2 separate regions of the Homo sapiens genome follow, and region 2 is linked to region 1. Evidence: chromatin loops called from intact Hi-C (ENCODE). Cell type or tissue: Calu3. All regions are shown on one strand. Each heading gives the region's core, and the rest is flanking DNA. Links, peaks and the distances in the headings are about the cores only.

The links. Peaks named below come from ENCODE experiments on the same cell type or tissue, not always from the same donor. Only the 100,000 strongest peaks of a DNase experiment are listed, where the experiment ranks them.
Region 2: it touches region 1 in a loop (2.5-fold over the local background); 2 of 110 quality-filtered maps call a loop at or near these places.

The regions. Positions count from the first base shown.
Region 1 is chr5:170,561,276-170,576,827 of GRCh38, reverse strand. All of the region lies in intron 1 of KCNIP1 (potassium voltage-gated channel interacting protein 1), which reads right to left. Among named protein-coding and RNA genes, the nearest start is that of KCNIP1, 65 kb to the right of the region's middle. In Calu3, for the core only: no CTCF peak of the experiment used is centred there; DNase peaks (open chromatin) are centred at 4,127, 4,757, 5,257 and 6,137.
Region 2 is chr5:170,502,453-170,518,004 of GRCh38, reverse strand. It overlaps KCNIP1 (potassium voltage-gated channel interacting protein 1), which reads right to left and starts at 13,985. Exons shown (of 8, transcript NM_014592.4): 1 at 13,372-13,985. The coding sequence starts at 13,432. In Calu3, for the core only: a CTCF peak has its summit at 9,009; no DNase peak of the experiment used is centred there.

The DNA.
Region 1 (15,552 bases), core at 2,861-10,860:
AAGAAGAATGCCATTTTGAGTCAGTCCAGGTTGACTGAGATGAAATTGAGGAAGTGAGACAGAAGCAAACATTTGTTAGGCATGTACTTTGTGACAGGTACCAGGTTAATTTTTAAAATGTATTATCTTATTTAATGGTCTCATTTGTAATACTCATTTGTCCCCACTTTAGTGGAGGAGACAGAGGCTTGGAGAGTTGAAGTCACTTGTCCGAGTGGCTAATAAATCATGGGGTATGGGGGCAGAGTGGAGGATCAATCCTGTGCTTGCATTGGGTATGTCCAGTTGTATTTGCTAAAGATGCTTGCAACAATATCTTCCATCCCACATGCTCTTTTACAACTCTGGCCAGTTACCTATTAAGAAATGGAGTCTATGTCCCCATCTGTGAAACTGGGTGGGCTTCTGTTACAATATCTACCAATAGGGTGTGATAGAGGTTACACTATGTGACCTCTGAGGCTAGGTCTTAGAAGGCCACATAGCTTATATCTTGCTTCCTGGAATACTTACTCCTGAAGTCTTTAGTTGTCACATTCTGACTGCCCTGAGGTTACCATACACTGTGAGGCCCAAACAAGGAGACTGGGGAGGAGCTTTTGTAGAGATGAGCCATGCTTATGCAGAGTGCCCCTGCTTATAGCTTTCAACTGATAGCCGGTATCCATTTGGCAGCCCTGAGAATAAGCCATCTTGAAAGTAGATCATCCATGTCCCAGTTCAAGTACCCAGCTGACTCCACATGGAGCAGGAAGAAGCTGTCTCATCCAATGCCTGAATAAACTGCAGGCAGTGAGCAGAATAAATGATTTTTATTGTTGTAGAGCATTGCGTTTGGGGTGATTTGTTACACAGCAATAGCTAACTGATACATTGGAGAACTCAGCAGATGATTAAAAGAGGTCCATACAATCTAACTCTTCAGTGCCTGGGTTAAACTTTTCAGTAAAACGAAAAAAAAGTTTTCCACCTAACAGTTGTAATAAGGTGAATTGCTAAGAAGAAAGACCAATTATTTTTAGCAGTCCTCTCCCACTCCCACATTGGAAAGTCAAGCCAGAATTTTGCTTCTAAAGGCCCGTTGAGAACAACTGTGCTCCCTTTGTCCAGGAAAGAGGAAGAAGCAAAGTGGGCTGAGGGGGTACAAAGGAAGCAAGTGGGAGGACTAAGTGAGGGGTGATTTTGAGCCATTCTGCAGAGCACAGCCTAAAGGATGGACAGATCAGCACACACAAAAGCAGTGTAGGCATACAAGCAAGATTAAAAAATGATCACTGCCCCAACCCAAGAACCTGTCTCCAACTTAAGCTTAGAATTCTTATTTAACAAGACCCTTTCCTAGAAAGGGGTAGGAACTTCCCTATGTAACTGAGATTGAATTTTCTGCCAGGTGGCAACTTTGAACAGCTCACACATATTTAAAGATATAATACAATTGGTATTTCTTAAACCCATTTTTCCTGCTTAAACTTAAGTAACATATGCCCTATTAAAGGGGACATTTTCAGTAAGTGTTGACTTTACCATAATGTTACTTAATATGTACAGACATAAAACTTAGGTATAAAATCCTTATGCTTTTTAGCTCTTATTCAGCTATAAAACTGAAACAAATTTCCAAATTAAACACAAATACGACTGCAAAACCAATAAACTTCAAATTAACAACATTAGTTTAATGTGAGGTTGTTTGGTTGAAATGGGATTGCTGCTTCCAGTATGACTGCAGTGTGGGTTCACATTTTTTTTTTCCATTCTATTTCACCCTGCCTCTACTGCCTTGTACTGTGATGGCTTAAGTCTCCCAGGGCTCTTTTTTCCTGGAACTGCTGGAAAGCTGTACAGCAGGTCTTCGAATACTGTTGCTTCATATAACATTGATGAAAAACAAACAAACAAACAACAAACCCTGGCAGAGCCACTGTCTGTGTGGAATCGGCACGTTTCCCCCATGTCTGCACGGGTGTTCTCCAGGGACTCCAGTTTCCTCCCACGTCCCAGAGCTGTGCATGTGAAGTGAACTGGTGTGGTCCCAGTGTGAGTATGTAGGTGTGTGTGAGTGTGCCCTGCCATGGGATGGCGTCCTGGCCAGGGTGGGTTCCTTCCTGGCACCCTGAGCTGCTGGGATGGGCTCCAACCACCTGTGACCCTGAACTGGAATAAGTGGATTGGAAAATGAATCAGTCAATGAATAAAAGTAATTGTAAAATAAAAATTTGTAAAGCAGAAGATAATCGTACAAATGCAAGGCAATAAACCATGTGGTATGGAAGTGCTTGGCGAGCCTGCCATATCTGTAATTGTTTTTGAACTGTGTGGTAGGAGGAGGTGCTCCTGACAACTTTTGCTTTCAAACATTTATTCCTTGATCCAACAGACCACCACTATGACTGCTGGCACTCGCTAATTCACCAAACTTGGGTAAATAATTATCTGACTTGTTTTGCTTAATCTTTCTTAAATGCATGTATAGCTCATATTTATTTTAATGCTTAGTGTTACAAGTGTTTTGGGTCTTTATTTAGAAGTTTGGTGATGTTTTTGTGCCCAGAAATATGCCCAAGGAACTTAACTCATTTCTTTCAATTAGCTTCTGGTCAAATTGGTTTCTTTATATGTCTTTTCACTTAATAAAGTTGCAATATCAAAGAACCTGTAGACAATAATGTGAGGACTTACTGCTTTCTGTAGCTGCAAATGTTCTAAGTGCCTGAGTCCTCCTCTATTTTTATTTTTCTCATTAGCCCTATGGCAATAAAAGTAAAAAACCCAGCTATTTGGTGCATTCTGGGTATCGGGGGTCCCACTTGGGTCCCTCTGCAAGGAGTTTTTCTCTATTTAGCAGGAAAATTTATGCAGAGGTTGCAATCCAAGAACTTGAACAAAACCACAACAGACAGAGTACCCAACTCAGCTGGAAGCACAAACATAAGCCACTAACATCACATTGCATAGGTCAGGAATTGTCCAACTTTCTGTCTTGGCCCATATAGTAAATATTTATGGCTCTATGGGCCATAAGGTCTCTGTTCCAATGACTCAACTCCACTGTCTTTTTTGCAAAGGCAGCTACAGATGAATGAGAACTGCTGTCTCAATACAACTTTATTTATGGACACTGAAATTTAAACTTCATATACTTTTCAAGTGTCATGAAATATTATTTTTCTTTTGATTTTTTTTTTCTCAATGGGTTAAGACCATGAAGCCATTCTTCAGTAGTAGACCTTAGAATAACAGGTTGGAAGCTGATTTAGTTCACAGGCTGTAGTTTGTGGACCCCCAACATAGATGGTTATAAGGTGATTAAAACAGACAACCTAAAATAGTAAATTGATGTTTACATGATTATTATTTGATGAAAAATTTTAAATTTTGTAAAGAGGTTACCTGGAGAATTCATAGACGCTGGAGAATATCTCCCAGGATTTGAGTTAGAGAGGCACTGCCCTGGGACATTCCTGGAGAGCAACCATGCTCAATTGGGCCCCAGGCAAGAGATTCAAGAGTGCTCGAATTTCAGAGGGCAGATTTCCCCAGACCGCCAGAGCATCACCTTTCCCAACTCCCAAGGATAGATAACACACCAGGTGCATAATTAAAGTACCAATATTACCCTAGACTGTCCACAGAAGCCTTGTAGTAACTCGAGTTTCTGCAAAAGAAATTGTTCCTTGCCCAGCCAGCTTGGAAAAGACTGTGTGTGTCTGTGTCAGGGTCTTGCATAGGAGAGCAATGCCAGAGCCGAGGTGGGAGCTCTGGGCTGGGGACTGGCCCCTCTGCTCTGCTGCTTAGCAGCCTTGGGCTTCTCTGCCTCAGTTATTTCAAGTATAAAATGTTACTGCCAAGGCTCCTTCCCAAATATAACAGTGGGTGTTATGAGGCTTAAATGAGATGGTATAGGTAATGTTCCTGGCACCGTATCCGGAATAGAGTAAACATTCCATGGATAGTGGCCATTAATAAAGTCACACTAAATGATTGTTGTTGGATAGTTGTTTGAGCTTCCCTGAGTCCCATCTGTAAAGAGAGCAGTCTCAGGGGTGGTTTGAATCCGATAGCACAGAAACATGTGCAGCAACCTGTGCCATCAGTCATCATCAGCCCCGCCCCAGAGCTTGTGTTTGTTCCAGCAGCAGAGTCCTGAAATGAATATTTCTGTTTCAGTCAATAACATTGTACAACTTGTGGTGAAAACTGAGAGGCGATTAATCATTGAAACTGGAAGCATTTGATCCTATGGCAGAGAGGAAACAGGAACAATGTGCGAGTGATTTCTGCACACCACGTATGCCTTGATCTTTTAAGCGCTGCCTAGTCAGGTTATAAATATTTTTCCTTTGGCGCTGGGGTTTGCTGAAGCTTCAAGAAAGCACTGTGAGCGCAAGAAGGGAGGGTTTTGGGGCCACACAAATCCCAGCCATTCGGTGCATTCCGGGTATTGGAGGTCCCACCGGGGTCCATCTGCAAGGAGCTTTTCTTTATTTAGTGGGAAAATGTGTGCAGAGGTTGCAATCCAAGAACCAAAACCTCTCAGCAGATGTTGCATTTGGCTTGTTTATTTTGTTTTTGTTTGTGCCTGTGCGTGTTCAATTGAGGCAGCTCTTAAAAATTGGGACATTACGCATACAGTCGATTTCCAGCTCCTCTTGAAGTCAGGAAATCTGGCTGCACTGGTTCACATTTCCTTGGGCAATACCAGGCTGAGGTTGAGAAGCAGCAGCCTCTTTAGACAGGCTCGGTGCACCTCCATTCACCCCAGCCCCCATCACTTCCTTTCATTGTTCCTACAAGTAGACTACTTGGGCTGTCATTACTGTGCGTAGGGTGCTATTTGTCTTATAGTAGAGATATAGTTCTCTGTATTCACATCTCTATTAAATGTGAGGAAATGAAAGATAGATCAGGAGGGATGCATTTTTCAAGAAAAATGATGGAAAAGATACTTTCTTGTGATATTGAAGAATATTCTTCGGTATTTTGTAGGCGAAGGGCCAGCTCTGCTCACTTGCATGCTTTGTCTGGCCCACAGAATGACCTATTCCCTGAGCCCCCAGAAATGTCCACATTTAAGCACGGTCCCATTATTGACATAACTCACTCAGCCATTGTCTACTGAGTGCCTGCCATGTACCGGCAACCCTGCTTAGCCCTGGACTGTGGTGAGTCAGATGGACGTGCTCTCTGTCCTCCTCCAGTCTGGCCAGTAAAAGGAATCCCAACAATTCAAACAAGTAACCCCAACCAAGTGCTGGGTGCCGTCATAGCAGAAAAGCCCTGGCCACGGTGGTATAAATTAGGGGAAAAATACCTAGGAGTCAGCAGTCTTTCCAGGAAGAAGTGATGTTTCAACTGAGACCTGGAGGTGGAGACAGAGCAAGTTGCTCCAGTTGGGGAAAAGCCTGCGCACAGGCAAGAAGGCAGGAGAGAAAGGTGCTGGAGGAACTGGAGGAAGCTAAGTCTTGCTGGAGTATACAGCATGGAGGTGAAAGGGCCAGGGAAGAGATGAGTCTAGGGAGGGATATGACAGCTGGGCTGTGATGGTCAAAGGGTTAGTGACCTAACTGGGTTCTAATGTGCATGGATGAATCCCAGTAGCCAGAGGACAGCAAGAGTCAACCAGAGTCCAAAAGACAATGTGGGGGAAGAGGGAGGAAAGTGAGTGAGGACCGGGCAGATGGTGGAGGCTGGAGAAGGACAGCAGGGGACCTGTGGGTAGCACCTCCTTCAACATTTTTGCAGCAGTCCTCAGAATCTGAGCGTGACCAAAACACAGAGAACAAATTGCAGGCTTCCAAGCTGGATAGATCTAGTTGAGCTACTTTTTGATTGGCTTTGGGACACTACTTATCATTTTTTAGCCTCAGTTTCCTCACTTATAAATCAGGATAATGACACATACCTCCAGGAGTTATCTGAGGGTTAAATGAGGCTAAAAGCATCTGGCACTTAGTGGGGGACTTAATAAAGGTAAGCTGATTTTCAGTTGACTTGGTTATGAATTTTAAAACCTGATACCCAGCCTGGGATGACTTAGCTTTATTTCCTCCCAGGAGGCATCTCCTGTTCGGTGTCCCCACCTGGGAGGAGCCCTCCCCAGTCAGTGCCGGCCGTCTGTCGCTGGTGCTCCAATGCTGACCCGCCGCCTGGCACGGGGCCACAGTCATAATTACCACTTCTGAATCGATTCCTTTGAGCCCTTTTGAGCAGGCTGAGGAATGCTGTGATTAAAATGATTTAAAACCTGCCTCTATTTCACAGCTTTTAATATTTGATAAGATTTGGAACAAGGGGTGAGAGCAAGGCAGGAGATCTGGCAGTTTACAATCCCAGCTTCAGCCTTCTCAAGTGCCTATTGGGGGCACTCAAAAAAGGGGGTGGGGGAGAGAGTATGAATTTGAACATGTGGGGAAGTGTAACAGCGTGCATTTTCCAAAGGAGACAGGCATGGACAGATCAGCTTCTCCTTCTCCCAGGTGCTTCATGGCTTTGAATGCCAGTAATGATTAAGATGATTATTATGAAAAGCATGATCAGAAGAAGACTATAGCAGCTATCATTGATCAGGTATCCAAGATATGCCTGTAAGAGATCTATTTTCCCAAGGATCTTTAATTTCCCTAAGGATTTTATAAGGGAGTGTGATTTTTCTTAATTTTATAGAAAATAGAGGCTCAGTGACTTTTCTAATATCACTCAGCCAGTTACTGGGAGAGCTGAAGTCCACGCTGGGCTGGCTCTGCCACGTACGACATCGTAGAGCATCGGAGCAGAAACAGGAGAGTGTTGCAGATGGGCAGGGACCTTAGATGGCTCTCCTATCCCCATCCATGACAATGGTCCTAGGGAAAAACAGCCAGATATCAAATGTCTAGATGCTTTGCTCTTTTCATTACTTTGGTGCATTTTTAGGCTCGCTCCATGCTAAATTGCTTCCTTTTAACCCAATTTTGATGACTCTGCTAGAACGTCACTGAGGGCAACTTCTTTGTCTGGATGGAAATCATAATCCTAGCAAAGCTAACTAGGGTGAAGGCTTACTAAGTGCCAGACACCTTTCAACCTCTTTAAAAAAAAAAAATTAGAGACAGGGCTTCGTTCTGTCTCCCAGGCTGGAGGGCATTGGTGTGATCATAGCTCCCTGCAGCCTTGAACTTCCAGGCTCAAGCAATCCTCCTACCTCAGCCTCCCGAGTAGCTAGGACTACGGTGGCATGCCGCAAAGCCCAGCTTGTTCTACCTCTTTTTCCACCTGGTACCTCACTGACTTTGTCCACCAATCCTATGAGTGAAGTACTATTGTTATCTGTATTTGACACATGAAGAAACTGCAGCTCAGAGGTGTTGGGAAGATTATTCAAATAACTCTGATAGGAACCTGGACTGCCCTCTGGCATGGAAAAGACAGTTCGGGCCTGCCCAGAGTGAGGTCTGAGAGGGTCCCCAAATGTTTGCCAAGTGTCAAAAAGAATTCATGTTTCTGGAAAAGCTGGTCCGGGAAAGCCCCTCTCCTGTTGCACACAGCAGCGGGGGGTGGGGGTGCAGATTTTGGGAGCTCCATCGACCTGGGTCAGAACGGGCTCCTTTGAAGAAGCTTGCAAAGTTGCTCTGTTCTCTAGATTTCAGGAAGGTAGCAAAATATTCCAGGTTACTGCTAAAGAGGTCTGTCTACCTTTCTGAGATCACCCCAGGACCCCTGGAGGCCATGGTTACTGGAAAAGGGTTTCAGGGGGCAGCACTTGGAGCTTCCCACTTTCTGAGGGAAGAGAGACACCAAAGCCCATCCTGGGGATGGTCACTCAGTCATGAAAATTCTTTGTCTGGATGGAAAGCTATCCCGATCCAGCAGAGGAGGCTGGGTGACAATATGTCATCCATTAAAGTCCCTAATAGGAGGTAATGTGGGAGATGAAAACACAAGCCTGGGTAGCCGCAGAGAAAGGGCCAGAACCAGAATTTCAGCTCAATACAGGTATATATTAACTTTCTTTTGTCTTTTCTTTTTTGAGATGGAGTCGCATTCTGTCAACCAGGCGGGAGTGCAGTGGTGTGATCTTGGCTCACTGCAACCTCCACCTCTCAGGTCCAAGTGATTCTCCTGCCTCAGCCTCCCAAGTAGCTGGGATTACAGGTGCCCGCCACCATGCTTGGCTAATTTTTTTTTTTTTTTTTTTTTTTTTAGTAGAAACGGGTTTCACCATGTTCGCCAGGCTAGTCTCAAACTCTGACCTCAGGTGATCCACCCGCCTCGGCCTCCCAAAGTGCTGGGATTACAGGTGTGAGCCACTGCACCCGGCATGAACTTTCTCATAGTCTGAGTGGTCTGTAGAAGGAATCACCTGTCTCAGGAGGCGGTGAGCTCATCAGCACCAGAAGTGTGCAAGCCCAGGACACATAAGTGGGATGTTGTGGAGGGTACTTAAGCATCAGGAGGAAGTTTATGGACTTTAAGATGCCTTTCAGCCCCTAGGAGCTTAGTAAACAAAGAACAGAAATTAATCTCTATTCCTCCATGTAATCTTAGTGTTCAGCACAGTGTCTGGGACATACTACATGCCCAGGAAATGTTTGCTGGATGCATGAAGGATTCTGCTGCAGCAGATATGCACCAGAGCACTCAGAAATACTAATGAGGGAATTATGTTCCAGCAATAAGAATGGCAACCACAACAACACATTTGCAAAATCCTCTACAGTTTAGGTGATCCACACAGATGTAACCTCTGTTATCGATCCCATTTTTATAGGTGAGGAAACTGAGCTTCAGAGAGAGGCAGTGACCTATCAAAGGCCACATCTGTAGAAGGTTGCTGATCAGGGATTTAGAACTCCATTGACCTGGCTCCGTAGCCCGTGCTCCACACACCCGAGCCATCCTGACCTTGGGTGCAAATCTCATCCTTTGCCAAGGATGTAGCCTGGGCCCAGGGCAGCTCTTTAATGAGCCTCTGCTTTTGTGCCTGCCTGCAGTGGGACGTGTTGCTGTGCCCAGTTGAAGGTGACCTGCTCCTGACTGTGGGGGCCAAGAGTGGCATTTCCCATCATCCATTAACAGATGGCCTCTGGTAGTAAAGCACGCAGGCCCCTTGTTTTGTTTAAACTGCTTTCCAGAACATCATCACTTTGACCTCCATCCACATCCACCATGGTGTTCTCCATCCAACTTCTGATCAGAAAGGCTCCTCACCAATGGCCCTTCCCCCTGGCGCTAGCCTCAACTGTCCTTCCCCATTGCTTCTTGATCTTTGCTGCTTCTGTGATGATTGTTAGAGCCCAGCCCGTCTGAGCTCTGAAGCTTTTTTCCACCTCTGGACTTCTCTTTGCCTGATCTCCTCTATGATCCTCATCTCCTGACTGACTACTTAACTTCCTTTTGTCCTTTGGTTCATAACTCCTTTTCTGACCTCTTTTCCTCCTAGCTTCCCATCTGATGTTTGGTCTGACTTCTGACCTCCTCACCTCCTGTATCCACCTTCTCACTCATCCTTAGATCAGGGTTTCTCCCCAGCGACACTATGGCATTTTGGACTGGATAACTGTAGTTGGTGGGGAGGTCCCCAGGCCTTGTAGGATGCTTAGCAGCACCCCTGGTCTCCCTGCTCACCAGAGATTAGCAGTGAGTAGATACTTAACCTGGTTGTGCTCATTAAACATGTCACCAAATATTGCCTAACATTCTTAGGGGGAAAACCACTGTATGCCAAGAACCACTGCCTCTGACCTAAGATGGCCTTCCCCTGCACTTCAGGCCCTGACTGTATCCCACTGTCAGGGACAACTGGGATTTATGCATTTCTGTTTCTAGCTTTTCTAGGTAACAGCTCTGCCCAGTCCCTAAGCTACAGACCCCTGCCCTTCTGAAGCCTAAATCACACTCTTTCTCTGAATATCCAGGTGCTGGCCACAGACTTTCTGTTCGTGGTACTCCATGCCATATCTTCCTTCTTCCTAATTCCTCGTGCTTGTTTTCCTCCTTTTCCTGGTTTATGATTTGCATTTTAATAACCAGTTCAATTTCTCAGGTGCTTTGGGTGGGTCATTAATTTCATGGTGCTCCACCGTCATTAACAGTTTTGCCCCTGACAACCAGGGACCTGTTTAATCTCCATCCTCCCCCTCCTTGGCTTTTCTTTTTGCTTTGATCCATGCCTTCCTCACTGGCCCACTCTCTAAGACAGAAACCAATGCTGTTTACATCTATCAATGTAGACTACGAGGTCTCCTGAATCATTGCAGACCTGTTTCCTGAGGGACATGTGGTGGCATGGTGTGTGGGGGAAAGCATGGGCATTGAAAATGGATAGATCCTGCCTTGGTCCCTCCAGTCCTTGTATGACCTTGGACAAGTCACTGAATTTCTCTGAGGCTCAGTTTAATGCAGTGTTTCCATTTTCCTTTAAAAGCTTAAATGAAAATACATAATAATACGGATAGTTGGCCGGGCGCGGTGGCTAACGCCTGTAATCCCAGCACTTTGGGAGGCTGAGGCGGGTGGATCACCTGAGATCAGGAGCTCAAGACCAGCCTAGCCAACACAATGAAACCCTGTCTCTACAAAACAAACACACAAACAAACAACCAAACAGACAAAAAACCAAAAATTAGTCATGCATGATGGCAGGTGCCTGTAATCCCAGCTACTCGGGAGGCTGAGGCGGGAGAATCGCTTGAACCCGGGAGGCTGAGGCGGGAGAATCGCTTGAACCCGGGAGGCAGAGGTTGCAGTGAGCTGAGATTGAACCATTGCACTCCAGCCTAGGAGACAGAGTGAGACTCCATCTAAAATAATAATAATAATACAGATAGTTCAGAAATTAAAAGACAACAAGTTTCCCCCATAATTGTCCTCTTCCACTCTTCATCCATATACAGATATTTTTGCATTGTTGCTAATAATATCCTGCATTTGTCCATTTTTGTCATTTCCCTACATATTAGGCATCTTAACACTATGCTGTGTCATATGAAGATGAGGTGCTTGGATTTAAATACCTTATCTAATTGCTTCTGAAAATATTCCTGGCAAACAGACATTGTTTCCTTCCATTTCGCAGATGAATAACTGAGGTCAAGAAGTCCCACATGGAGAAAGTGGCAGGATTAAAATCCTAGTTTTAAAAATCCTAGTTTTTCCTACTTAAAACACATGCCTTGAACCAAATAGCATATTGCTTCTTATATAAAATTAATGGACTTGAATGAGATAATGTGTATAAAGTGTCTAACAGTGCCTGGCACATAGTAGGTACTTAACAAATGTTAGGTATTTTTCCTTATGTATTTTTTTGGGTAATAAATAGAAACTGTGAGTGTTTAGAGAAGAACAGAGTGTCTTTGAAAGATCTGCCCTTTCCCTGGCCACACTCTCTACTCAGTGTAAGTTCCTTTAGGCTGAAATAAAATCTGTCCCTGAGCTTCCTGCAGTACCTTGGCCAGTGCTTATATAAATAGATACTGATTTGATTATTGGTTAAAGCAACACGGGAGGTGCAAGTCACATCCATGGTGACTCCATGGGGAGAGGTGAGACTGGCATGCTGCTGGCCCATGGCTACTCTCAGACAAGGGCATTTGCATAACTGGAACTAGCTGTCCCCATCTCTAATAGAGATCTGAACGTCACTAATTGGCAGGCAGAGGCTGTGTTCTCTCTGTGGGAATCAGAAGGGAGCAGAACGTGTCCTGAATGTTAATTTTCTCATCAGCCTGCTCTTGGTGGTGGGGAAAGAGAAGGGGAGATAAAGGAAGGTTGAAAGGCACAACTTGTTCACACACAGAGCTCTGGTCTCGCAGCCATTTCATTAAAATGTACGGAAGTAAAATTAAAAGGGCACAGGACTTGGGGCCAGGTAACCTAGGTTGAGTTCCTGAATCTCTTTCTTACAAGCTAAGTCAGAAACAAATCTCTCAGTCTCACTGAGCCTCAGTTTCTGTATATGGCAAATGAAAAAAAAAGTGTAACTGGTAAAAACAATTGTTGAATGAATGGATGAAACCTGATAGATTTTTCAAAGGGATGTGACATCAGCTATATAATTTGTCTGTTTGTTCTGCAAGAGTGTAAACAGAAAAAAAGTTTCATAAAATAAAAAAAAATTGACAAACCACATGCAGGCTTCTGGGTGAAGGATGGACAAGAATCTCCCACCTCCCATGGCAAGAACAATACCACGTCCCAGCACTGTGGTGCACACACCTGGCTGGGAAGTTATTTGAGGTGTTTTCTTAAAATATAGATCACGGGCCACATCCCTGGAGAAAGTGTGGTTCAGTAGATCAGGAAGGTGGGGAAAAGCTAGGAATCTGAGCTGTTTTTCCTGTGCCCCCGCAATTCACCCTGGAGGCAATGCCACGGTCAGTGCCTAACAGCTCGGTCTCCTGCTACCTCTTGCTTTTGATGATTGGAAAAACCAAAAGACGTGTCATAGGAAAGATGCTGTGCTGTGCAAATAAGTGTTGTAGTCAGTTTGCCTTCCAGGATCCTTAGAGATGTTTCAAGGACATCTGAGCAGAGGCGGGAGAAGATGAGAATAGTGTGAAGCTATAATTTGTGAACACTCCCAGAACACGAGTACAGTTTTTAATATATTATTAGCATCTGCTGCTGTGCTGATACACAATGTACCTTAAAAACATAATTATAGAAATTAAAAATGATAACATAAGAATGTATCAATAGAAGGCCCAGTGATTTCTTTCTGCATCTCTGAGATTCAGCAGATTGTTATTGCATAGCTGGTTCGTAATGTGTTTACAGTGCACTGTGACGTGGTTATGGAGGAAAGAGGACGTAGGGTGGTTGGGGACTCTGTGTGTTTATAAAAGCAGAAGGAAGGGGTGTGTTGGGATAGGAATCTTCCTGAATATGCCCCAAATGGTAGAAACTTAAAACGCCTGATGCAGTGGCTCACGCTTGTAATCCCAGCACTTTGGGAGGCTCAGGCGGGCTGATCACAAGGTCAGGAGTTGGAAACCAGCCTGACCAACATGGAGAAACCCTGTCTCTACTAAAAATACAAAATTAGCCAGGTGTGGGGGCACATGCCTGTAATCCAAGCTACTTGGGAGGCTGAGGCAGGAGAATCGTTTGAACCTGGGAGGCAGAGGTTGTAGTGAGCCAAGATTGTGCCATTGCACTCCAGCCTGGGCAACAAGAGTGAAACTGTCTCAAACAAACAAACAAACAAAAAAAAAAACAAAACACCTTAAAACTAGCACATACCTCCCATTGCAATTGTAAACTGTGCTTATGACTTTGCATTCTTACACAAAGGTAAGATGTAGCTGAGAGCAATACAAAGGAAATCTCTTACATCATTTATGCCAAACACCCAGTGCAGATCCCCCACCTTAGAAATCTCAGGCTACAGAGTGAGGTATGGGGACAGGATGGGAGAGGAAGCCCTGTGTGTGAGCAGGTGATGTCAGTGTTATAAAACTGGCATGAGGATTGTGGGCCCGAGTCCAGCAGTTCCATCAATAGCAGCCACTGGGATGTAATTCCAATAAACTGAGCAACTGATTGATCCAAAGTCGGAATAATCACTAGCCTCCTTCCCTTTACCACTGGGCCTGCAGGGCTGGGCAGGGTAAACTCTACTCCAACCAAGGTGAGGAGCAGCAGCGCCTGCCAAATCAGTAAGTGAAATAGTCATCTGCACTCTGGAGGAGTGGGGGTGAGTAAATGATAGTTGGTGGATGGCAGGTGGGAAGGCTTTGGGTTTCTTAGGCTCTCCTAGCAGGTCTTCTGCAGTGTCCAAGACTGAAAGGGCAGCGTACGAGGGGAACTAGATCTGTGTGTGGGTGGAGGTGAGGAGGAGAAATGCCTCTTGCTACCAAAGTTGCAGTCTACAAACTCAGTAGCTCAGGCCCTGGACTCCATTTCCAGAGTGCAGGAGAAGATGAACACCTGTTCTACTGCCTTGGGGCTCGAGACTGCAGACAGCTACAGGAGCATGGGTCCCATGTGATATTCCAGGGCCTGAACCTTATTCTGGGCAGGTGTCCTGCTTGCTGTGTTTCAGTTCTCCAGCTGCAGCTTAGAGCCCTGGGCTCTGGAAGTCAGATTTCTCTGTACTCCAATTCCAGGAAACTTGAAATGCAAATGTGCCCCTTGTTGGAAGGGCTTTTATGAGAAAATGGAGCATGTCGTGGGCACAGCAGCTCAGGGACTGAGAGACGGCGTGCAGGGGATGAGGAAATGAGGCACCCATTGGATGCCAGGCTTTGGGAAAGGCTTTTGCAAAATAAATGCATTTGCGGGGACCCACTGAGCTTTGGGAACTGGACAAGGGAGGAGAGGCCAGTGAAGACAGCATTCATTTACTCATCCAATAAATGTTTGTCGAGTGCCTGCTACACATCAAGCACTTTCCCCAACTCTGGGAACACAGCAGTGGACAAGACAGATGAGGCCCTTGCCCTCACAGAGCTCACGTGCTGGTTGCAGAACCCCATGCAGTCATGTGGTCTCTGAGCTCAGATTTCACAAGGAAGCTGCTGTGCCCATTGCCACCAACCCCTGTGCACTCCTAGGCTCCCTCCTGGCTCCACACTTGTGCTGGGCCCTCTGTCCAGTATTCCCTCTGCCTCTCTGTCTTGCAAATGCACATTTATTCTTTGGGTCTCAGCTCTATTTGACTTCCTCCAAGAAGCTTTCTTGTCATCCAGGGTGGGCCGGCTGCCTCTTTTCTTTGCTTCCATCTAAACATTTGCCACATATCTATTTTTCTGTCTGTCTTTAAAAATGTAACGCAGATGATCCCTGACTTACGACGGTCTGACTTCAGATTTTTTGACTTTATGATGGGTTTATTGAGACATAACCTCATTGTATGTTAAGGAGCATCTGGACTTAGAATGGTTCAATTTACAATTTATTGACTTTATGATGGATTAACTGGGGGTACTAAATGCGTTTTTGATTTCTGTATTTTTGATTTACAATGGGTTTCTCAGGAGGTAGCCCCATGGTAATTTGAAGAGCATCTGTACACTCTGTGGGGGCAGGTCTCAGTCCCAATCATTGTTGTAGCCTCAGTTCCTAGGATAATGCCCACCACGCAGTGGGAACTCAACGAATATATACTGTATTGAACTGAATAGACTACCTTGTGTACCTACTGTGTGCCAGGCACCGTGTGTGCATAGGCGTCCTGTGTGATGAAGAGATGGGAACCTGGTCTCAAGAAGCCCTTGGTCTAATGGAGGGTGATCAACCACAGAGGCAGAAACATAGCGCCTAAGGGCCAAGGCACAAACAAGCTCTAGATTCTGCCCTGTAGGTACTGAGGGAAGAGAGGAGGAAGCCAACGCTACCTCTAAACTTGTCTCCCACATGCTCCTTCACCATTTGCCCAGCCCCCTTCCACGTGCCTTTGGTGGTGGCCTGGCACCATCCTCCTCCTTTCTCTGTTCCAAGAGTCCTCCCCCTCCGGAGTGCTCTTAAAGCCACTTTAGCCTCTTTGGACCCTGCACACTCTTCAGTCACGGTTGCTGTGTGGCCACTGTCTTTTGTGAGCTGGTGGTCCCAGCAGGGCTGGCAAGGCAGGGA
Region 2 (15,552 bases), core at 4,111-12,110, 60 kb after region 1:
CCTCCATAACCACCACCATCACTATCACTTCACCATCATCACTACCACCACCACCGTCACTACCATCATTACCATTATCACCATCACCGCCTCCATAACCACTACCATCACTATCACTTCACCATCATCACTACCACCACCACCATCACTACCATCATTACCATTATCACCATCACCACCTCCATAACCACCACCATCACTATCACTTCACCATCATCACTACCACCACCACCATCACTACCATCATTACCATTATCACCATCACCACCTCCATAATCACCACCATCACTACTACCATCACCATCACCATCATCACCACCGTCACTATCATCACCACCACCACCATACCACCATCGCTGTCATACTACCATATCACCATCATTACTATTATCATCATCATCACCATCACTACCACCATCACCATTGTCACCACCACCACCACCCTTATAATCAACATCACCTATACTATAATAATCACCATTACCACTAATATTGTAATCCTCCATCATCATCATCATTATTGCCATGAAGCCCCTACTGTCATTACTGTCACCAACACCTCTGCCATCATCAACAATATTATCCCTTGATATGGTTTGCCTCTATGTCCTCACCCAAATCCCATGTTGAACTGTAGTTAATAATGTTGGGGGAGGGACAAGGTGGGAGGTGACCAGATCATGGGGGCAGTTTCCCCCAAGCTGTTCTTGTGATAGTGAGGGAGTTCTCATGAAATCTGGTTGTTTAAAAGTATGTAGCACACCCCCCTTTGCTCTCTCTCTGTCCTACCACTATGTGAAAATATGCCTGCTTCCCCTTTAGCCTTCTGCCACAGTTGTAAGTTTCCTGAGGCCTCCCCAGCCATGCCTCCTGGAAAGCCTGTAGAACTGTGAGTCAGTTAAGCCTCTTTTCTTCATAAATTACCCAGTCTCAGGTAGTTCTTTACAGCAGTGTGAAAACAGACTCACACATCCATAATATAATAATTACCACCACGAATAACACCATCCCCATCACCACCATCACACCACCATCACAAACATCATCACCACCACTATCAAAATCATTATTATTGCTATGACCATTATTGTCATCTAATACTGATCCCCACCACGTATGCACTGCCTTATAGCTTACTAAACACATTCATATTATCTCACTAATCCTCATGACAATCCAATGAATTGATACCATGATTGTTATTGTTTAACAGATGAAGAAGCTGATATGCAGAAAGGGGCTAAACAATTTCTTCAAACCACACAGCTCCTAAACGGTAAGCTAGGACTGGCCTTCAGTTCTATTTCACCCAACACACCATATCTTTTTCTCTTCATCAGCTCTAAGCTGTTATGGAATGGCCTCCAATGTGCTATGTTTTCACACCAAGCCACAATCTTTGATGTTCGTATCTTGTGAATATGCTGTTGGCGGGTGGGGGAGATCCTCAAAGTCATGCCCAAGTTTCTCTGCCGCATGAATTCTAATTAAGGAATCCCAAGTCTTTGTGCATCTCTGTGAAATATCAGTTCAAGTCACCAAGTACCAGTCTTTTGCCCAGTACTGTCCTGGGATGCTCGAAGATGCTGAGAAGGGAAGAAAGAAAGGTCCAGGTCTCTGAGGAAAGGTCACTCTTGCTGGAGAGTCAAGCGTGTTTACAGGGAATGATGATAGAACAGTTCAAGGTAATCAAAGGCTAAATCATGGGGACAAATAGTAAGTTCCCTGGGAGAGGAGAAGGAGGAATCAAATGTAAGCTGCAGTGATCACGGGGAGACACTTAGGGGGACAAGGGTGGTGCTGAGAGGGCACAGTCTCGATCCCTACTTGCTTGGTGCTTTCCTCATCCTTGCTGTCTACTACCTCCTAGGACCTTGTCCCATTCTCCTGAACATGGACAGCCTGACTCTGCTCCTTGCCTCCCACTTCTGATGGCATCCTCTTTCTGTTAACATCCTCCAAGTCACAAGCATACAAAACATCACTGTCAGTTTTCATTTCTTTCCCCTTCTTGTTGCCTGCCTCTGTGACTTTGCTTATCCTGTTCCTTCTGCCTAGAACTTCACTAACCTACATTCTTGCCTGGGCCAACCCCTAGCTCTTTTGTTGAGCTCTAATGCCGCCTCTTTCGGCCATCTTCTCTAATTCTCCAGCCCCTGCCCCTCAGATAGAGGTGCTTTCTCCATCCTCTGAATCCCCACAGTGTTACATAATCTATAATGTCCTCTAAATGCTCAGGTCCAGCCTAGTCCAGTGATTCAGCATGCAGGCACTGGAGGCAAACCATCTGGGTTCGAATCCTGGCTTTTCCACTTATGAGAAGTGAGACATTGGACATTTGCTTATGCCCTCTAGTCTTCAGTGTCCTCATCTGGAAAGGGTCTAGTAATAGTGCTCACTTCCTGGGGATACTGTAAGGCTTACATAAAACCAAGTTGCTAAAGTGTCTAGCACATAGCATGCTATAGGTTTGCTGTTAATATAATGATTATGACCAGAGAGAAGTTCCTTGGGGACAAAGACTGTGTCCAACATAACTCTAATTTTCCAGCAGCTTCTTCTTCAGGGGAAGGCAGATGGGAACCAGACTTGCCTCCAGCAGAGGCTACATGATATGGACCAACGTATAGAGTGGTCACTTAGCAAGGGAAAAACCAGGGAGGAGGGAATGGTAGTACCAGGTGAGAACAGATGCAATAGGCAATCGGGAATGACAGAGGGTCCCTGAGAAGATCAGGACAAGATTCAATGCTCATTGTAGTCCCAGGTTTTCCTCCCTCCTCTTATAATGCACCCTGAGGACATATCAAATCATAAGGCGCTTCTAGGAAATGAGTGAGGCCTGCATTTGGAGTGTCAACATCAAGGGCTTTGGAAGTGGCCAAAGCTGGTGTGAACACTGTTCTTCCACCAGGCATCGGGGCACTTGGGCAAGTCACTTCTTCCCAAGCCTCAGTTTCCTCATCTATAAAATAGGGGGATCAGTGCCTGTCTCTCATAGTGTGAGATTTCATCTGTTACATGGGAATAATCACACTACCTACCACATAGGGTTGTTGTGAGGATTAAATTAGCTTAATGTACCGAAAGCGCTTAGAGTGGTACTTGGCACAGATTGCTATATAAATGTCACAAGGACGATTTAAATGTTATGTTTGTTACTGTTGTTATTTTGTCAACACCTTGCACAGTCCTTGGCATGCAGCAGGTGCCCGATACAGATCGGTTTCTTTCCTTTTCCTGTCTGGTTCCAACTCCAATGCTGAAATACCTCACAGGCACACTCAAGAGATGCTTAAAGCACTAGCAAAGTAGAGGCATCAAAAATTGTGTTTTGAAAGCACATTTTATTTCAGAAAAGTCACTAAAGTAGTCAACATGGGAAAAATCCAAATTTGGCAGACTTCCTTAAACTTATTTTACTGTTTCTCCTTTGAAATGCCTGTGTAGCCCTTGGTGGGGTGAGGCAGGGCGGGGCAGTGGTGGGAGGACCTGATTATTTTAGTGTCAGGGCCTACAGGGCTTAGAGTCCTAATCAGCCCAGGGCTGGATGTATGCAAAGAGGGAAGAAGACAAGGGGAGCCCCTTGCTGCCCTGATTTCGATGGGTGGGGAAGCCTCCTGAAGACACCCCTGCTGAGTGCACAATTTGGACATCTGGGAGAGTCATACATGGGCGAATCCCAGAGATGGAGAGAAAGTGCAGCCTCAGCCACACGGATGCAAATGTGCCAGCTTCCCCCAGGCAGCTGGGAGCTTCATGGTCTCCACCAGAACATCCCTCACTCTGGGTCCAGGGTTGGCATGGGTGAGGAGCTGATGGGGCCAAGAGGAGGCTGTCATTTTCAGTTCCTGGGAGTTGGGAAACTAGCTGTAACTGCTCAGCCTCTTCCTGGGGCTCAGAGGCTTGCTTGTCCTGGATATGCCCTCCAGCTGCAGGCAGGAGCCCAGGTGGTGGAGTGCCTCGCAATCAGATCCACTTCAAGTCCTTGCTTACTAATCACTAGCCAATCAAGAACCTCCCTGCATCTACGTTTCCTACTCTGCAAAGTGAGAATAATAATGAAACCATTACAGGACTCCTACAAAAATAAAAAGATTACTTTTTTGGGGGATCCCCACCAACAGAGAGGTCCTACTAGACCCCCTGGAAAAGGCATTTGACTTTCATTCCCCAGGCCCTACCTGTGTCTGTTTAGACTCCTACTTTAGTCACATTTTCTGGCTTCAAATCCCACACAAAGGCTCTGTATGTAAACCAGGCTGCCATCCTGCTCTGGGATTCTGAACATTATCAGTGAAATCCATTATGCAGGCAAGTCTCTAGTTGCAGTCCACATGGCTCTGTCCTGCACCCTGTTCTGGCCCATGTTCTTAGAAGCAACTTAGATAAAGACCTAGAATGCCTCCTTATCATTTCTTCAGGTAGCAGAAAACTTGGAGGTACAGCTAAGATGATGGCTGGTGGAGTCAAGATTCAGGATCTCTGTTGGCTGGAATAACATTTAAAATGAGTAAACTAAAACTTAATGGGCGTACATCATCCTGCACTTCTTTGTTGTTAAAAAGAAAGAGAGAGAAAGAAAAACAGACAAGCTTGATTGCAGAAATGCAAATCTGGAAATCTGACTTCTTAACAATTTATATGAGATGACCAGGGCTGGGGTTCGGATGTCAGGCCTAACACTTGAGCTGTGTGATTGTGGGCAAACCACTCACCTTCTCTGGATTCTATTTTCTTATTTGTAAAATGAGGCTTAAATCAGAAGTCTTAGCAAAAGCCTCTTCTGGCTTGATATATAATTTTGTGTAATACAATACACATAGTTCCATAATCTGTACTTTAGGCCAGTATTCCTCAGACTCCAGTGGGCATATAAACCATCTGGTGATCTTGTTAAAATGCAGGTTCTGACTGGGTAGGTCTCACTGAGTTGAGGTTTTTTTTTTTTTTCCAAGATGGAGTCTCGCTCTGTCGCCCAGGCTGGAGTGCAGTGGCGCGATCTCGGCTCACTGCAAGCTCCACCTCCTGGGTTCACGCCATTCTCCTGCCTCAACCTCCCGAGTAGCTGGGACTACACGCGCCCGCCACCACGCCTGGCTAATTTTTTTGTATTTTTAGTAGAGACGGGGTTTCACCGTGTTAGCCGGGATGGTCTCTATCTCCTGACCTCATGATCCGCCAGCCTCGGCCTCCCAAAGTGCTGGGATTACAGGCGTGAGCCACCGCGCCTGGCCGGGACTCTGTATTTCTAACAAGCTCCCAACTGATGCTGAGGCTGTTGGTTGGAGGAGCACACTTTAAGTGGAGTAGACCCAGATAGTAACAATTTACCTTTAGCGCATTCTGAGTGCTGACCGCTGCATCTTACATGCATGACTGCATTTAATCCTCATAACAACCTGGGAGGGAATTATCAACAATACTTTCATTTTCTAGATTATGTAGAGATGAAAGTTCACAGAAGCGAGGTAACCTGCTCAATGTCACACAGCTAATGAGTTGCAGAGCCAGGATTTGAATTCTAGGTCTGCCTAACCAGGAGTGTATGCTCATAACAACCGTATAACATACGCAGGTGATTTGGGCCAACATGTGGCTAAGGAGAGAAAGGAGATGAGCAGTAAGGTACTTGCAAATGTACTAGCAAGTTCTTGTGTTTTTTTCTTAGCAGTGATAACCACTTGTAAACCGACTGATCTCCTTGCCCACCTGGACCGTGTGAAAACTCTGATCCTGGTCCCTGGTTCTGAACGTTTGCAATTCTAACATACTTGGAAGATATTTAAACACTCTATCTTCACTGACAGGCAATGATGGCTATAACAAAGAGAGAAAATTTTAGTTCACATAAATGATTAGAGCAGAGGAGAGATGTTTAATCCTATTAATGAATTTGCTAATTGGCCTTCTGCCCCCAATCATTTCATATTCAGGCTTCCACAGTGTCAGATGAAATGGAAACAGATCTAGGGGGAGGCGGGGTTGGGATGGGGCTAAAAGCATTTTGCTCAGGGCCTGCACGTAGCTCAGTTGTTCCGTGTGGCTAATGAGGTGCTTCAGTCTATCCTTGAATGCCTTCTCCCCAACATCCATGCACCCGTTTTGACTGTTTTTCTACTCAGGTCCCTAAGGTTCCAGAGGCAAAGCCAGGAGGAGAGGAGGTTAGTATGGCAGTTAGAAGCTCAGGGTCTGGGATCAACCAGAACCAGGCTCTGCGATTCCCAAGCTCTATGACCCTTAGTAAGGCACTTCCCTTTTTAGAGCCTCAGGTTCCTCAACTGCAAAATGAGAACTGTAATAGCATCTTGTCCTCCAGGGTTGGGGTTAATAAAATAACACAGGAAAGAGCCGAGCAAGGTGCCTGGCACTGGGTGGAGGCCAGAGTCATTTGAGCTAGTATTATTATCCTTCCTGGCGGGTGACCTGCATTTTCATACCTCACTGTTGGGAATTGCTTTTACCATCTAAAGTTGACAGCTTCCCTTAGGAATCACCAGAGAAACTGCTTAGAATGCCAGTGACCATGGATATGGTGGCTCGGGATCTCAGAGGGCTGGAATCAGAGGCCACAGCTCAAAGGGATGGGGAGATTACCAAGGGTAACACCGTCATCATCCAAGTGGAGCAAGGCAGAAGGAAGGGGCCTGTCCTGAGATGGGACAAAAGGCAGCAGCAAAGCCAGCACTGCCAACTCACCTGGTGTGCAGCACCATGTTCAATTCCTTCTTGGCCCTCACGTGGCCCTATAGGGAGACACTGTCATTGTCCCCATTTTTTAATTTTTATTTTTTTTGAGACGGAGTCTCGCTCTGTCATCCAGGCTGGAGTGCAATGGTGCAGTCTTGGCTCACTGCAACCTCCGTCTCCTCGGTTCAAGCGATTCTCCTGCCTCAGCCTCCTGAGTGACTGGGATTACAGGAGCATGCCACCATGCCCGGCTAATTTTTGTATTTTTAGTAGAGATGGGGTTTCACCATATTGGCCAGGCTGGTCTTGAACTCCTGACCTCGTGATCTGTCCACCTTGACCTTCCAAACTGCTGGGATTACAGATGTGAGCCACCATACCTGGCCCACTGTCCCCATTTTATAGAAGAGGAAACTGAGGCCTGGAAAGGCTCAGCTATGAACCAATGAAAGGGAGTTCAATCCCAAGACTCTTATTTTAACGCGGTGCTCATAGCCATAATGCAATCCTACTTCTAGCTTCCTGATTTGAGTGGAATGTGGTTCCTACTTCCCCCCACCGCACCAATGAGGCTTTTAGTCTGGCCTTGAATAACAAGATTTAATCCAAAGTACTACTCCCATGGCTGGGGTACGGGAAGCTAGCAATATCCCAACTGACTACCACTACTTCCAGAAGGTGACCTATTTAAAATACTACCCGGAGGAAGGGGAAGCATTTAAAGAGATGTTTCTCTGAAGGCCCTAGGACTCTTAGGCTCTCTCTCTCTTTTCTAAAAACTGTTCCTTCCCTGCCTGATGAATGGGAACATCAGCTCCACGGCCATTATGCAGAATTTTGCAGAGCTTCTCCCCAGGAGCAGACCTGGATTCCTCATCTGCACCGCCGCATTCTCACACCGCTCAGAGCCATCAAGAACGCACACTCTGGCCCATCCATCCTTACCTCCATGCCGCCAGCATCCATCAAGCCTGGATGCAGTGTCAGGCCTGACAGAGGCCCTGGGATAAGACTCAGTGCCTGAAAGCTAGTCAGAGAGATAAATGTGTAAACCCATAATGACAACCTCATAGTGTGTTCAGAATTGTAGTTAAGGGAAGCAGCAGCAGCTATGGGGAAAGAGAGAAGGCAGAGATGTGCTCTGCCTACAGAAGCCAGGAAAGGCTTCCCAGAGCGGTGGCATTGAATGAGGCCTTGAAAGATAAGTAGGAGTTGGCCAGGTGAATGAGGAGATGGAGGAAGAGGGAGGATGAGGAAGCCAGAGTGGATCTTAGGCAGGGAAGCAATGCTGAAGGACAATTGTGGGACTGGCTAAGTGAACAAATAAATGAGTGGATAAATATACAGATTCTGATCTCACCCAGGCAAGGGTGAACGAACCTGAAATATAAGGGAAGACAAGGGGAATCACTGTGAGTCAGTCCCTGCTTTTGTTTCAGCAAAAGAGTGAAAACTTAGAGACATCTCCTCACCTTCTCCAAAGACACTATACACCTACCAGTATCCAAAAAATTACCAGGACTCTTCTTGACTGAATTTATATTTTTCAACTTTGGGGAGATGACTATCAATGCTCTTTGTGAAAAGATAGGCTGTTAATTATAGCTGTTCTGGCACTTCATCATTCATTCATTTATGGACATATTCATTCATTCATGTGGTCATTTATTCGATCATTCTTTCTGTCATTCAGTTGATAATTCATTTGTTGCTTCATTCATTCACTCCTTTACTGCTTCCCCCATTCATTCAATCATTCATCTTTTCACTTATTTGTTAAAGCATATGCTCACTTATTCACTTACAGATTTACAAAGCATTCATGGAGCAAGGCCCTTCCAGGCAGACAAAGAGGTCTAAGCCTTGGCCCTTTTCCAGAGACCAAGTCAAAACAATCCCACTGATTTTAGGCAGTAAGTCCTTCTCCTCTGTCTTCCATTCTTTTCCATCTCTCTCTTTCTGTTTATCTTGAGCTCCATTGAGCTTCTTCTGGGATTGAGGGACCAGAACTGTGCCTGGTGCTGGGTGTGGGTTCCTCATACCTTTGTGATTATGAGGGAGTGGGAGTAGAATCACTGTTCTCAGCACTTTCCTGCTAAATGGTAAACAGATTCGGTACATTTCATGGACAAAGTCAATTCAAAGCCAGCAGACCGAACAACAGAATTCATTCCTGGCAGAGGGCTGGTAACTGAAATTCCGGTGGGAAGCTAACTTTTCCTGCAGGGTCTGCAATTCTAGCAAATAATGGAGAGTGGCCAACCATTCCATTATTTATAGTTTACTCTAGGAAAATTTTTATTAAGTACCTACTATGTGCACAGAACCAAGCAGAGAGTTGTGAAGGATGAGTTAGACGAGCTCCTACCCCCAAGAACCCTGACCTCTGGTGGTGGGGAAAGGGGGTTAACACCTCCGTTGATTGTCTAATTCCAAGCGCGATTGTGAGTCATAAGAAAATGTACACCTTAAAAGAATATGGGAATTCAGATGGGAGAAATCACTTCTCTCTGGGGCTTGGAGAAGGCTTCCTGAATATGGAAATTGCTGAGTGAGGTCTTGGAATGTCGGTGGAATTTTAACTATTAGACAAGGCAGCAAGGGGTGGGGTGGGAGAGCATTATAGAATTAAAGGGACAGGCAAAGATGCAAAGATGGGTAAAGACCAAAGCACAAACATTTCTATACATCAGGATTCTCCTTTTGCAGATAAAGAAACTAGCATTTACAAGGTGAAATGACTTGCCAAAGGCCTGCCCCTTGGGCTCAGGACTATGTGACAACACGGCTACTGCTTCTCTATGCCTGTCTGTCTCTTGTCACTCTCCCATATCTTTAGGTTGAAAATGCTGCCCTGACCAATAAACCCTAAACCCAGTCTCATCAGGTACACTCTGCTTCCATAAGTTCCCTGAGGTGCTCATTGATCTAGGAGCAAATATGGGACTATCGGGAACATTCCCATGTTTGGCCCTATATTAACCAGTACCCTATTAACTCACCGTGTGGCCTTAGAAAAAGCATCTGATAGCCATGGGGTTGAGTCATAGCTCACCTATGCTATGACTATTCTGGAGATCCGAAGCTCAGCCCTTTCAGAAAGTTCTGCATGCTTGCACTCGGTCATGGAGGATTTCTAACCCAGCCACCCCTGTAGTGTGGGATTATTTGCTTCTAGGCAATTCTCTGTTGAGATGGCCTTGGTCTAGTGATGTTGTCCCTAAATTCTCCTGCCCCGCTGACAAGCCCAGCAGCTGCACCTGTATGGTCCTCCTCTGGTTCTCCTCAATGCCCTAGCCTGTCTCACTTACCCATTCAAGGCCAGGAGCAGTGTCCTTGGTGTGTCATGCACATGCAAAACTGCTAGAGTCAGAAATTCTATCTGGGACTGGGATGCAGAGGCTGAATCCCAAAAGCAGGGCTCTCCTACTTTTAATTAAAGACACACAAAGATCCCAAACAGAGAGAAGGACAGGAAATGAACCTGAATATTTTTATTCAGTGGCATGGCTCTTAAATTACTTTAGATTTCTGTTGCCTTTAGAGAGCGCTCCCTGAACACCCAGGTTGGGCTGGATATCTTCTTGCAGCACTAATCATGCAGAGTTTTTGCCCTATTTAAAAACTATGTATGTTTCTAAATTGTATTATCAAGGCATTCAGGATTTTAATTGAGCAGGCTTTGATGTTTTCAGGACAAGCCACAGAGTAGAGGTCAGTGAGGGTTGAAGCAAGGGACGAGCATCTGTGTGCTGGGGTTTTTGGTCCTAGTTATCTGGATAGGGCTGGATAAGGTTTCCAGAAATGAGCTGTTAAGGCTCTCAGATGTACTGCCTACTTCGAAAATGGCCTTACTCTGGACATTTGGAAGCCCCAAACAATAGAGCCATAAATTGAATAGTACCTCAAATTTGCTGACCACTTATGTAGCAGAGACTGTGCTAAATGCTTGACTTGCATGATCCTTGAAATCCACACAACACAACAGCTATTTTAAGATGGTAACTACTACTATCTCTGTTTTATAGTTGAGGAAAACAAGGCTTAGTCATACAGCTAGTAAGTGGCAGAGCCTGAATTTGAACCCAGCAGGGAGACTGATTCCTGAGTTGAAAAATCCCAACTGCTCTCTTCCGGTTGCTTCTAATTAGATCTGAGCCTCACGTCTCTGAGATCATAGCAGCAGCTCTGGTGAGAGCATCAACCATAAAAATATTAGAATTTGAGAACCAAATGGAACCTGAGGAAATGCCTAATGTAAGTTTCTCCCTTTACAAAGAAGAAACCGAGGCCCCAGTGGGGAAAAGTGACCTGGCCAGGATAGGCTCCCTGACCACTAGCCTCCTCAGCCAGGGCTTCCTCCAGGTTTCCAAGCTGCCTCCCATAGAAGGGTCTTCTGCTGATTAGCATTCCACTATGCAAGGCAGTGAGATGACTGTGCTTCGGGGGCAAATACCTGGGGGAACATATGCAGCTGGACCCCTGGACAACTCACGCCAGTGGGCTTTGTGCAGGAAGGGCTGAGTGCCCAGTGCTTCGATAGCTTGTCTTGGGAGTCCACCCATTGGCCCCGAACCTGCTATGAGCCTCAAACGAACATTGTTGTGAGGGTTAAATGAGAGTTGTTGATAAAACACCGAGCATTATGGCAAGCACACAGTAGGGACACACTGAATGCCAGTACCCCCTCTTCTGTTTCTTAGAATCCGAGGAGACAGAAGCAAAGACCTTTGTACTCTGGGAATCCTGCAGGAATTCATCCAGGGTGAATTCCTGGATGTTTGGGGCAGGAGAAGGAAATGGTAGACAGCAATGTCTGAGCTCTTACTCTTTTCCCAGCCCTATGCACGGAGCTCCCTATTCATCATTCATTTGATTCTCACATCCTTACAACAACTTCCTCTGGGTCCCTGGTGGCTGCAGCCAACACAGTATATGAGGCAGAGTCTTCCCTTCCTCTACTTCCTACATACCCTTCCCTCCGGGAAGTAGCATACGAATTTCATGGATGAAAAACTGAGGCTTAGGGAGGTGCGGGGGACTTTCCTAAGGTCCCAGAGGCAGGGAGTGATGGAGCTGGGATTCACACCCAGACTCCACTTGACTCTAGGGCTTGAGATCTTTCTGTGACACCCAGCTCCCAGGAGAGCCACAGGCATTGAAAATATTTAAAAACAAGCCCCTGACTTTCCTGTCCCCACAGTCCCCTGGCCTCTGAGACCGCATGGTGGTCAGACAGATGATGAGGGAGAAGACCTATATTTGGCGCTGAAAATTGTCCCCAGTCAAGCAGCATCCCAGGATCTGTGAGAGGTGAGGCTTAGAATGTCAAGGCCTTGGGCTGAGCTTTGCAGACCTGTTCTGGTCAGGACTGGTAACAGGACAACCAGTCCCTTCCTTGCCAGCAGGACATGTAACTCAGCTGGACAAATGGGCCAAAGCCTCTTCCTATGTTCTAGGATGTAAATGCCAACCCAGCTTCAGCACCTAAGATCTGCACCCAGAGATCTCTTTCCTCGGGGCTCAGCCAGCCTGATGCCCCTGGGAGCTGGGCCAGAAGCTGGGACCCCTTCTTCCAGGGGGTTTCAAGGACAGCTTACTTATGGAGATCTCTGTGGTTCTAAACAGGGTGAGACCAACCAAGTTCTAAGAGGAGACTTATTGTTCACTTGGGGTCCCTTACCCCATTACACTTCTACTCACTATCAGGCCTGTAGGGTAGGAGCTTAACTCCCACCTGTATCCAGGATGGGGGCTCTGATGGTAGAATTTGAATGTTTAAGTGTCAAGCTGCTTAAAATCTTACCACTCGTAGTGACATTTGAACATTAAACAAAACAAAACCCATCATTTCCCGTTTCCTAACTGCTTCCAGTCTCTTTATTCCAACCACTAACTTTTGAACTGCTGGTAAGGAGACCTGCATTGTCCTCCAGGGCCCAACACACTGGTTCCAACTTCACCTGGACCCATTTGAGGACTCTCCCACGGATGGTGAGATCAGCCATGCCTCGGCTGGGGACAGGTGGTGAAGGAACAGCGTCCAGGCAGAAGAGACTCCACGATATTATGCTTTTTAATCCTTGATGTAAGCTCAGCTCGCAGCCAGCCCTTCACGGTTGCTCCTCCTGACTCCCGGAGCCACCAGGACATGAGGCCTGGGAGTTTTACCCCTGGCAGCAGCTGATTCCTTTTGGCTTGCAGAGGTTTTGGGGGTGCAGACAGAGCACTCTTCCTGATGAAGGGACTCGCAGGTCTGCACCTGGCATAGCCGCCTAGGAGGAGTGTGGGAGTGTGGCAGCACCCTCACTGAGTGCTCAAACGCCAGCTGTCATGGGAATGGGAAGAGCTTCACCACACTTCCACCAGAGAATCCGGTCACCCCCACCTGTGAACATGCCGCTTCCTTCGGCTCTCAGAGATTTCCCCAGGAGGAGAGTCCCGACACCTGGTGCCCCAGAGGGGTCCAGTTGCCGCTGGGGCAGACGTCCACTCCGGCTCCCTCCTCTGGGTGTTCACACCAGCCCTCCCGCCGATTTCTCTCTCCTTTGGATACAAGCACCTGTCCGGGCTCCTCGTGGAGAGGAGAGTCCGGACTAAGGGAGGCAGGTGGCACAGCCCACCTCGGCGCCTAGCACCCCCAAGCCCAGACAGGGGAACAAAAGGAAGAAGGTGGCTTACCTTTCGAGGGTCGCCTTTGTTTGGTTTGCAGAGATGAGAAGGTGCCCATGACGGCCCCCATGGCAGCGAAGACTTGAGTGCGAGTTGGGACCCCGGGCCCGGCCCCTCCCCTACCCTGGAAAGAAATCCCCGTGGTTTGTCTACTCTGAATTGGAGGAGAGAAAAGCGCCCGGCAGCTCGCCTGCAGCTTGGTATTCAGCAAGCGTGGAGGCGAGGCTAGGAGGCTTCTGGCTTCCTTCTTCAGCCCCGCACATGCAGGGACTCAGGGCTAGCCGCTCCCCGCGAGCCTTCGGAACCGCTTCCCCGCGCGAGGACCCGGCCCGGCGGTTCCCTCGCCCAGGGCCGAGGACGGTGCCCTGAAGCCTGCCTGGCACTGGACACGGGGCCAGAGCGGCCGCCCGGCCGAGGCTGCCGAGCCAGCGCCGCGTGCGGTGCGGGAGCCGCCGTCCGCCCGCCCCTCCTGCCGCACACTCGGCTCCCCTCCCTGCGCTCGGGCTGGGTCTCGGAGGGCCGAGTACCAATCATGAATGAACAGAGCCCGGACCGCGCGGCGCGGAGCCACAGCGCGCCCGCCTGCTGCCTGCTGCCTGCTGCCAGCGCTCGGGGCGAGAGTCGGAGCGGCGGAGGGGGCGGCGGAGGGGGCGGCGGGCGGGCAACTACGGAGGGGCGGGGCGGGGGCGAGGGCTGCACGGTGGGGGCGGGGGACGCCCAGCCCTGCGCCCTCACCCCTGCGCACCCTCATCTGCCGGGGTATGTGCGGGAGCCCCGGGAGCATGTAACCCTAAGAGACAGACCCGGGGCCAGGCACCTGGCTGATGGGTGAGGTTCAGGGGGCAGTAGATTGGCCCCAGGGAGACTGTGTGTGTGTATGTGTGTGTGTGTGTGTGTGTGTGTGTGTGTGTGTGTGTGATGTGCGTGCGTGCGTGTGTGTGTGTGTGTGTCCCTGTGTGTGGTGCATTGTGATTTCATTCGACTTCAAGGGAAATCTTATTTAACCCACTGCCTGAACTCATGGGGAGGGGGAAAGTCTGCCCCACCCAGAAAGGGGTGAAAAACACATCCAAATGGGTGGTCATGGGAAGAAGGTGCCGTCCTGCTCCGCGGGTCCTTGAGGGTTCTGCAGAATCCTCCTATGGCAGGGCCCACCTTCTAGTGACAGGGAGTTGGGGAGGAGAAAGGAGCCCTCAGCCCCTCTGGGCCCTTACACTCTCATTTTTCTTTTTCTTTTTTTTTTTTTTTTGAGACGGAGTCTCGCTCTGTTGCCCAGGCTGGAGTGCAGTGGTGCGATCTCTGCTCACTGCAACCTCTGCCTCCCAGATTCAAGCGATTCTCCTGCCTCAGCCTCCGGAGTAGCTGGGATTACAGGCGCCCACCACTAGGCCCAGCTAAATTTTTTTGTATTTTTTAATAGAGACGGGGTTTCGCCATGTTGGGCTGGCTGGGCTTGAACTCCTGACCTCAGGTGATCCACCCGCCTTGGCCTCCCAAAGTGCTGAGATTACAGGCGAGAGCCACCCCACCCGGCCTGCTCTCTCATTTTTCTGTTTCTTTCCTCCTTGGTTCTACCTCTTCTCCCTTTCCAGCTCAATAATTCATTAGCCATCAGCTCCTGGGCACGGGTTGTTAGTGCTTGAAGGGGCAATGATTAGATTTAGGAAGCCATTTCCCTTCTGTGAGTGGCGTCTCACCCAATGGGCAAAGTTTGCGTCCCTGCCTGTGGACTCAAAGCCTTGTGGTGTTGAATTGCAAGGTTTGCTCCCTGGAAGGTGGAGGAAGAGCTTCCCCTCCCCCAAGTCTGAGCTGCTTGGGTTCCCACTGAGACCCATTTTGATTGACACTGAGGATCCTTTGCCCAAGCTGCCCCCTACAATCCCACCCAGCCATTTTCTGTCTGCCACACAGATACACACCATGCTAGCAGTTCACAGAATACCCGGATGTATGGCCTCATAAACAAGCATGCATGCCCAGAAAGTCCCACAAACATATGGGCGCAGGTCCTTAAGTCCGCACAGACATTGCTATTGTACACACAGACAGACCCAAGGCTCATAATACACCTACAGTTGCCCCCCACGAAGGTGGAGAGACACACAAACACACAGGCATGCAGACGCACACACAGCAAAACAGCATGACAGTCACCACATTCACACAGGCTCAATGCCACATAGGCACAGA